3 separate regions of the Mus musculus genome follow, and regions 2 and 3 are each linked to region 1. Evidence: chromatin loops called from intact Hi-C (ENCODE). Cell type or tissue: heart. All regions are shown on one strand.

Region 1 (2,500 bases):
GTGTAAGTTAAATTCTCCGATTTCCCAGCAGGGGAAGACAAACAGAAGCCTCATCCAAAAGGAGCCCATTGAACGCTTTAAACAGACAAGCAAATGGTTCTTGTGAGTCTTGGATTAAGTTGAGAAGACAGGAAGTCATCCTGTGTAACAGGGCAGCATTTGAGCAGAGGCCCAAGACTTAGGTTTTCCTGTCAACTTGGCACAACCTAGGGACACCTAGGAAATGGGAACCTCAGCTGAGGGGTTGCACCAATCAGGCCAGTGATTGACGGGGGAAGGCTCAGCTCACTGTGGGTAGCACCATCCCCTAGGCGGGTGGGTCTGGGCTACTACATAAGTAAACTCGCTGAGGGTGGGCCAGACAGCAAGCCAGTCAGCATGGTTCTTGCTTCAGTTACTGCCTGAGTTTCTGCTGCGATGTCTCAGTTCAGAAAACAAAGTAGGACAAGGACCATTTTGCCACTCTGTGCCTGAGTCATACCGGAAGAAACCTGTTGTTTCAGACCAAGGTAATCCCAGAGCCTGAGAGAGTAGAACCATCACAGAATAGAAACCTACAACCTGCTGCGGCACTTGGCTAGTAGTCAGCCATGGAAGGTGGTTGCAGAGAAGAAGGTCCAATGCAGATATCTTGAGGAATTCAGCAATGAAGGGCACTGTGGTCAGCAGTCCTGACCCTTGGTTGCTGGGGCCAGACTCACCTGAGGGATAACTGCAGAGAATGATCGTGCTGAGCCTAATGCCAGTGGACATTCCAAACTCTGGGAGCTAGCTATCTGTTTGGGGGCTCGCTACTGGTGACGTAAGAACTCAAGTTCCAGGAGAGTGTTTGGACTTCATAGCTCAATCTTCTCTGCGGGGTGACTGCAGCTGCACTGGGGGAGCACAAAACCTGACCCTACAGTACAGTCCTCAGTGGATCTGCTTGCGTTCCCCACTACACAACATACTTGAGACATTAGCCAGCCTAGGGGTACCAACCGGAAATCTCTGAAGTCTGGGAGGACCTGCCTCACCCACAGGCTGCAAAGCGAAGTATGGCCAGCAGAGGCTCCTGGTACACAGAGAAAGAGAAGGCCCTGAAAAGGCCTGGTACTTGCTGGCTTGGACAGACTCTCCTGGCAGATCGCACCTTGTTTGTTGCTGGAATAGCAGTTTCTTTCCCAGCAGTCCTGGAATAATAGCATTCTCAGAGAGATGATCTAGGATGACCCCAAAATAAAACTCAAAAGAGCTATTTATTATCCATTGTAGCCCACAGTTACCCAAACTGTGATAGAAAAACCACAAGAAACAACAACAAAATCAAGGTCAGACAGTATTCCCAAAGATCCTGAATTCTATGCCATATTAAAAAAAAAATCATGAAATGGATGAAACGACAAAGAATTCAAAACTCTACTTATAAAACTGACTTCAACAAGGATACAAGGAGATCAATGGATTAGAAAAATCAATTCAAGATCTGGATAGAAATTCAGGTGAGAAAGTAGGTAACCCAGATGAGAAATTCAACACCAAAGAAGAAAACAGAGAGAGAGAGAGAGAGAGAGAGGGAGAGAGAGAGAGAGAGAGAGAGAGAGAGAGAGAGAGAGAGAGAGAGAGAGAGAGGATAAGGGGGAGGTTAAAAATGAAAAACCTCAATCAGTAGAAAAACATGGCCCATGGCCAGTCCCCACCGTCCACGAGATCAAACCCTAGAGGGAATATCAGATGTAGACGACAAGTTTGAGAGTACATTTCAGGGAGACATCGGTGGGGGAACAGGCGAGACCCACAGCCTTTCTTGGGCATGTACTACACACCAGCTTTCTCGTACATGTTTCTATGACCTCTCTTAATACCCATACGTACCCATACTTAAATCTATAGTAAAAATCTTTTCCTAAGTTTGCTTCAGAAAGAGAGTGCAGTCAAGTACTAAAAAATGAATGTATCGAAAGCTCAGCCATGAAACCGTAGCAGAACTACCCAAATCTGGAGCGGTAATCTTACTCCAGAACAAGAAGCATCTAGAACTTCAAGTGGACGTGGCCCGAGAAGAACCTTCTGTGACACGTCACAGCGGAAAGGCCCAGACTACAGGAGAAAGAGACAGTATTAAAAGGTGCAAGATAAAAAGAAAATCCTGACTCACAAACAGACAGACCACCAGGACCATAGCCTTTCAACCCTGAGGTTGAAAGTCAAGGAAGCAGATCAGTAGTTAGCAAGTGCCAGGCAAGAGGGAGGTGCCCTCCAAAGCCATCTTTTAAAGTCACCGAAGGACAGAGGCACTGCAAGGCAAATGCAAACCAAGCAGCTGGTGGCCAGCAAGCCAGCAATGCAGCAGCAACGGATTAAATGGGAGAAGACATCAAAGGACAACCAGGGAAGATTCAATTGTATCGGCTCAGGAAATACATAAACTTCTAATACACACTGGGGAGGCAGAAAGGAACAAATGGTTCTTAAACCAACTGGGAAATAAACAGCAGAACTTTATGAACCAGCAGCTTTC
Region 2 (2,500 bases), 76 kb after region 1:
TCCTGGGGCTTTCTAGCAAGCTAGATTTAGTGACTTTCAGACCAGCAAGAGGCTGTCTTTAAAAAAAAAAAAAAAATTCTTCAAAGAAAAATGCATGTGGAAGTTTGGTATTTAATTATCGTGTATTTGAGAAATTAGACAGGTTTTGGAGCTATAGGATCTATTTGATTGTTTTAATCTCTTAGAATTTCAATTTATATTATACAATCTGTGTTTTATGTTAAGTAATATGCAACAGGGAGAGATGTTGGGGAAACGGTGGCTAACTCATTTCCCTGAGCAGATGCGATTACTTGTGCTTAAGAGGATCTGATGACTGAGTGTAGTGAGAATTTGGTTTTGTTGAAAAACACAGAAAATTTTTATGGGAATTTGTTTTTGTTCTAATCCCAGGTGTGAGATATGGGGCTGCTTCATATTGTCCACAGAAGCTGACAGTGAGTTGCCTCATGCTCTAGCAGGGGTGTGAATTTGCCAGCTACAAATAGTTTCTGCCATTTGGGATTCCGGAGACTTTCCAGAGGGTATGTAAATACTAGGGCGGGAGAGATTGGTTGCTGTTTGTTAAGTAGTTGTGAGTAAAGAAACAGGAAGAAGAAATTAGATATACCTGACTACGAAGATCAAGCTTGCTCCAAGAAGCTCATCAACCCTCATCAGCAGGAAGTAGTCCAATATATAATGATGGCCCCTTCCACCCCTACCCTTTTTTAGTATTAGGGAGTTGAAAGGGTGAAAGAAGAGGGGTGGAAGAAAGAACACACAAAGTAGCCAAAGACCACCTACAACTTGTTCTGATTCCCCGTGTTTTAAAATGCCAATATGTTGCCTTGAATTAGGACTATGGTGCAGAAAGGAACAAGCTGAACCTTTAAAATCCTCCTTTTTTCATATCAGACTCAAAAACGGGCATCATGTATGAGACTCATTTTACGGGCGACCATTCTGGAGACCTCACTGATGTTGGATTTAGACCTAAGACTCACAGAAATGGGACGGCGAACTGGAGTCAGAAAAATCTGGATTTTGCCCTACTTTGCCTGGGGAACCTACAAGAACCGTTTAACTCTCTTCAAACAAAGGGACCAGTAAGATGTGTGATAGTTCACTCGAGAAAAGCGCTGCCAATCCCAGGCACCCGGCGACCGGACTCCCGAGGTAGCAAGCACGGTGCTGGATTCCTGACAGTCTGCCATTCCCCGGAGAGGCGGAGGGGGCAGGTATCCTCGGCGATCCTCCCTGCGGTCACAAGGCTAAGAACCGCGGAGTGACTGGACTCGGCCTGGCCCGCGCGCCCGGGCCGCTCAGGGTCAGCTCGGGCGGGCGCCAGGGGAGCGCGCGGGCTCGGAAGCCGGTGCCGGGGCTTTAACGTGCCGCGCCGCACGGGAAGGCAGGCCGGCTGGGCCGGCGGAACTTTTGTCATTCAAACCGTCGTCCGGCCCGGGGCCTGGGCTTTGTTCAGTCACTCGCGAGGCCTGGGCGCGCGGGCGGAGGCGGCGCTTCCTCCACTCGGAGGCGGGAGGCTCGGCCGCGGACCGCCGGCGACGCACGAGCAGGTCTGGGAGGGGCGCGGGCGACGAGCGGCGCGCGGCGGAGCGGGCGGCGGCCAGCGGTGGGCGAGGCCGGTGACCCAACAGAGCTGCGGGCCGCGGGGACCCCGCCCGCCCGGCTCGGGCACACGCCGCAGGTCCCCCGGCGGGCAGCTCGTGCCGCGCTCCGCACGCTCGGCGCCAGGGCGCCTCTAGCCACGGGTGGGAGCGCGCCTCGGGGCCGGGCCGGCCGGGCGCGGGAGGCGGGCGGCGGGCAGCGGGCGGCGGGCGGCGCGCGGGCGGGCGGGCGTACGGGAGCCGCCGCCGCAGGCCCGGGCCTCGGCCCGCCCCGCGCGCGCCCCCGCCGGCCCGCGCGCGCCCACCGGCTCTCTACTTGAGCGGCTCGCGGAGCGGGATCCCGGGAGACGAGGAGGCGGGGGCGAGCACAAGATGGCGGGTACGTGGCCCCAGTTCCCCGGGCGGCGGCGGCGGCGACGGCGGCGGCTCCCCGCGCTCGGCAGTGCCCGGGAGAGGCCGGCGCGGGGAGGCGCCGCCGGGCGGGCGGCGGGCGGCTGGGGCGCGGCGCCGGCCCGGGACGCTGACCCGGCCTTTCTTCTCTCCCCCGGCGCAGACCTCTCCCTGCTCCAGGAGGACCTGCCGGAGGACGCGGACGGACGTGAGTGGCGGGTGGCCTGGCAGCCCCGGAGGGCGGCGGGCGAGCGGGCGGACTCGGGACCCCGCCGCGCTGGGGAGCACCCGCGTGGTCGGACCTCGGCCGCCGCCCGCAGGCTCGGGCCGCGGGGCGGCTGTTGGGGAAGCAGAAGCCCGTGGGGCGGAGGCCGGAGAGGGGACATGGGTGTGTTTTTCCTGAGTGTCTTCCGCACCCTCGCCCCGATGAAGGAGGCGGCGGGTGCCGGGAGGTGTTTCCGCAAGGCTCGGGGGGCTGTGCGGCGTGCGGTGCTCGGCCCGCC
Region 3 (2,500 bases), 67 kb after region 1:
CACACCGCGCCCAGCCTGCGTCCTGCTGTCTCCCAGGACTCTCGCCGGCCGCGGGGCGGAACCGCCAAGGCGGCTATTTCTGGGCCTCGGCCTCCGCTGTCGGTCACGTGCTGCCGGCCGGCTCCTCCCGTCACGTCTAGTCTAGCCTGGCCGCCGGGCTTCGGCTCCGCCCGGGCCCCGGTCCGCTTCGGCCTCCAGTGACCACCCAACATCTGACTTGTGGGCAAATCATCCCCTTCCGTGATCAGCTCTGAGCCCGGTCGGGCACCACTTGCCCTGGACACACGACCCGTCGCGTCATAAAGAGCCATTGGAACAGTTTATGCTGTTGGCTGTGGTCCCAAGGAAGCACTTCAAAGTCTCTGGGTAGTCCCACCATAAAGTGACTCTGACCTCCAGATGCAAGAAACATCAGCGAGAAACCGGGATGAGGGGAGGAAAGGGTTAACTTGTCCCTTCTAATACCCAGGCTTCAAATCGCTTCCTCCCAACACTTCACTTTACTCTGCATGCATTCTTTTCTGTATGCAGCAAAGGATGACTCAAGGATGATTCGAGAAGCAGTCAGGTGTTTTGGCTTCCAAAACTGGAGCACCAGGGCCTGGGAAAAGAGAGGTGCACTCTGTAGAGGAAGCCCCCTTTCTCCATGTAGAAAAACGCTACAGCTATGTGGGCAGGAGCCCAGCCACAACTGGGGGGCTGGCAACCCTTCTGCAAACTCCTCTACTAGGAAACTGAGGCTACGTGCAGCGTCACACAGAGGGGCCATGGCCTCTGGTCTTTGTATGGTCCGTTGTTCCTCCAAGCCTCTGGGATGACTTCATTTGTTGCTGTGTAGAAATGACAGCTCTTTAAGAATAATCTAAATTTACTGGTACTACTAATTGTATGCATATGTTTTAAACAGCAACACTGGACGTGGCTCTGTTGGGAGAGTGCTTGCCCAGCATGCCTGATAACTGTTAGAAGGATTGATCCAGGCAACCTGGAAATAAAACAGAAGCCCTTTAATGAGAACAGTGAAGAGCAGTTCTCATTACCTGGCTTTCTTGCCAGGCAGGTGTTCTTATCAGTATGCTGAGTCTGGAGTTCTCACCAGAAGAGGGCATCAGATCTCATTACAGGTGGTTGTGAGCCACCATGTGCTCACATGTGGTTGCTGGGATTTGAACTCAGGACCTTCAGAAGAGCAATCGGTGCTCTTCACCGCTGAGCCATCTCTCCTGCCTGAAAGCCAGTTTTAAGAAGTGTTTAAAGGTTTGAAGTATATGGACGTCTGGTCTGCATGTACATCTGCACATCAGAAGAGGGCATTGGTGAGCTACATTTGTGAGCTGCCATGTGGGAGGTTGGAGTACGGGACCTGGGCTCTGAACTCAGCATCTCTGGAAAATCAGCCAGTGCTCTTAACTGCAGAGCCATGTCTCCAGGCACCCAAAGCAAGTTTTGACAAAGCATTCTGCAGCCTCAGTTCTCTGGCCTCTCTCATAACTTGTCCCATCTGATCAATGGCTCCTGCCATTTTTTCCCCCTGTGGTTATCTGGCAGGCCAGATAGAAGCTACTCAGGCCCAAAGTGGCCTCTCAGGGTGGGAAATTCCAAAGCAAGGTCCACAGAAGGAACTCTAGAACTCTGGAGTCAAAACAGGTCCCAGAACAAACTTGCAATCAATTAAATTACCCAGAGTAACAGGAACTTTGTGTCAAAGTACAGGTTCATAGAAGTCTGCTTGTCCAGACTGAATTGATCAAAAAGTAGTCATGTGGACACAGGTCTTATTCAAGATCTCTTTTGTGTCAGTATCTCTCCTTGATTCAGCATCCAAGGACAGCCAGCTCTGTGTGGGCAGACTGAAGACAGGCTACCCGACATTGCCTAGTCCCCACACAATACCGCCTCTATGCTCGGGTTTGCTTAGCTGACAACTGTTAGACACAGTTGCAGACACCTTGGCCAAACCTCTTCCTGCCTTCCCTGGTACCTACGGGCTCCGTAACAAGTAGGATCTGACCCTCTGTACTCAAGGGTGCCCCTTGTAAAGCTGAGGTATGTTTTCCTTTTATTACTTCCTGTGGACTGAGGGTGACTCATGGAACTGCAGGGCATGCTGACGAGCGTGGACTCTGCCCAGAAGGACAAGCACAGACAAAATGACCACCTGTCCCCTTCATCTTTCCAGCACTTCTCTCCTTCTCTTCTCCACTACTCTGAGTGTCTAAGATGCACTAAGATGTGGTTTTTAGACTCCCCTAACAGGTCCCCTGCCCAAGCTGGGGGGCCTCATTGAGAATTATTCCAACCTGTTGGTCTTCTCAACTCATGAACCCACTAAAAACATCCTCTTTCCTAACTCACTGTAGTCAAGTTTCTTGCGGGTGGGGAGTATGGCTTGAAATTTGTTTGTTTGTTTGTTTGTTTGCTTGCTTGCTTGTGGCTGCTGCTGTTTGTTTGGGAGACAGAATCTTGAGGAGCCCAGGCTGACCTCAGACTCACTGTGTAG

Evidence for each region. Hi-C counts contacts between places; a loop is a spot of excess contacts. Peaks named below come from ENCODE experiments on the same cell type or tissue, not always from the same donor. Only the 100,000 strongest peaks of a DNase experiment are listed, where the experiment ranks them.
Region 2: a loop joins it to region 1, with 5 times the contacts of the local background. A loop is called at or near these places in 16 of 42 quality-filtered maps.
Region 3: a loop joins it to region 1, with 2.6 times the contacts of the local background. A loop is called at or near these places in 16 of 42 quality-filtered maps.

What each region holds. Positions count from the first base shown.
Region 1 is chr17:65,705,366-65,707,865 of GRCm38, forward strand. All of the region lies in intron 3 of Rab31 (RAB31, member RAS oncogene family), which reads right to left. Among named protein-coding and RNA genes, the nearest start is that of Gm35477, 64 kb to the left of the region's middle. In heart, a CTCF peak has its summit at 1,046; a DNase peak (open chromatin) is centred at 1,046.
Region 2 is chr17:65,781,464-65,783,963 of GRCm38, forward strand. It overlaps Ppp4r1 (protein phosphatase 4, regulatory subunit 1), which reads left to right and starts at 1,892. Exons shown (of 20, transcript NM_001114131.1): 1 at 1,892-1,986; 2 at 2,161-2,205. The coding sequence starts at 1,980. In heart, a CTCF peak has its summit at 1,220; DNase peaks (open chromatin) are centred at 1,418, 1,938 and 2,318; H3K4me3 peaks cover 2,112 bases; H3K27ac peaks cover 2,137 bases.
Region 3 is chr17:65,772,591-65,775,090 of GRCm38, forward strand. Rab31 (RAB31, member RAS oncogene family) reads right to left here and starts at 162. Exons shown (of 7, transcript NM_133685.2): 1 at 1-162. In heart, a CTCF peak has its summit at 1,290 (motif pointing right); a DNase peak (open chromatin) is centred at 91; H3K4me3 peaks cover 583 bases; H3K27ac peaks cover 795 bases.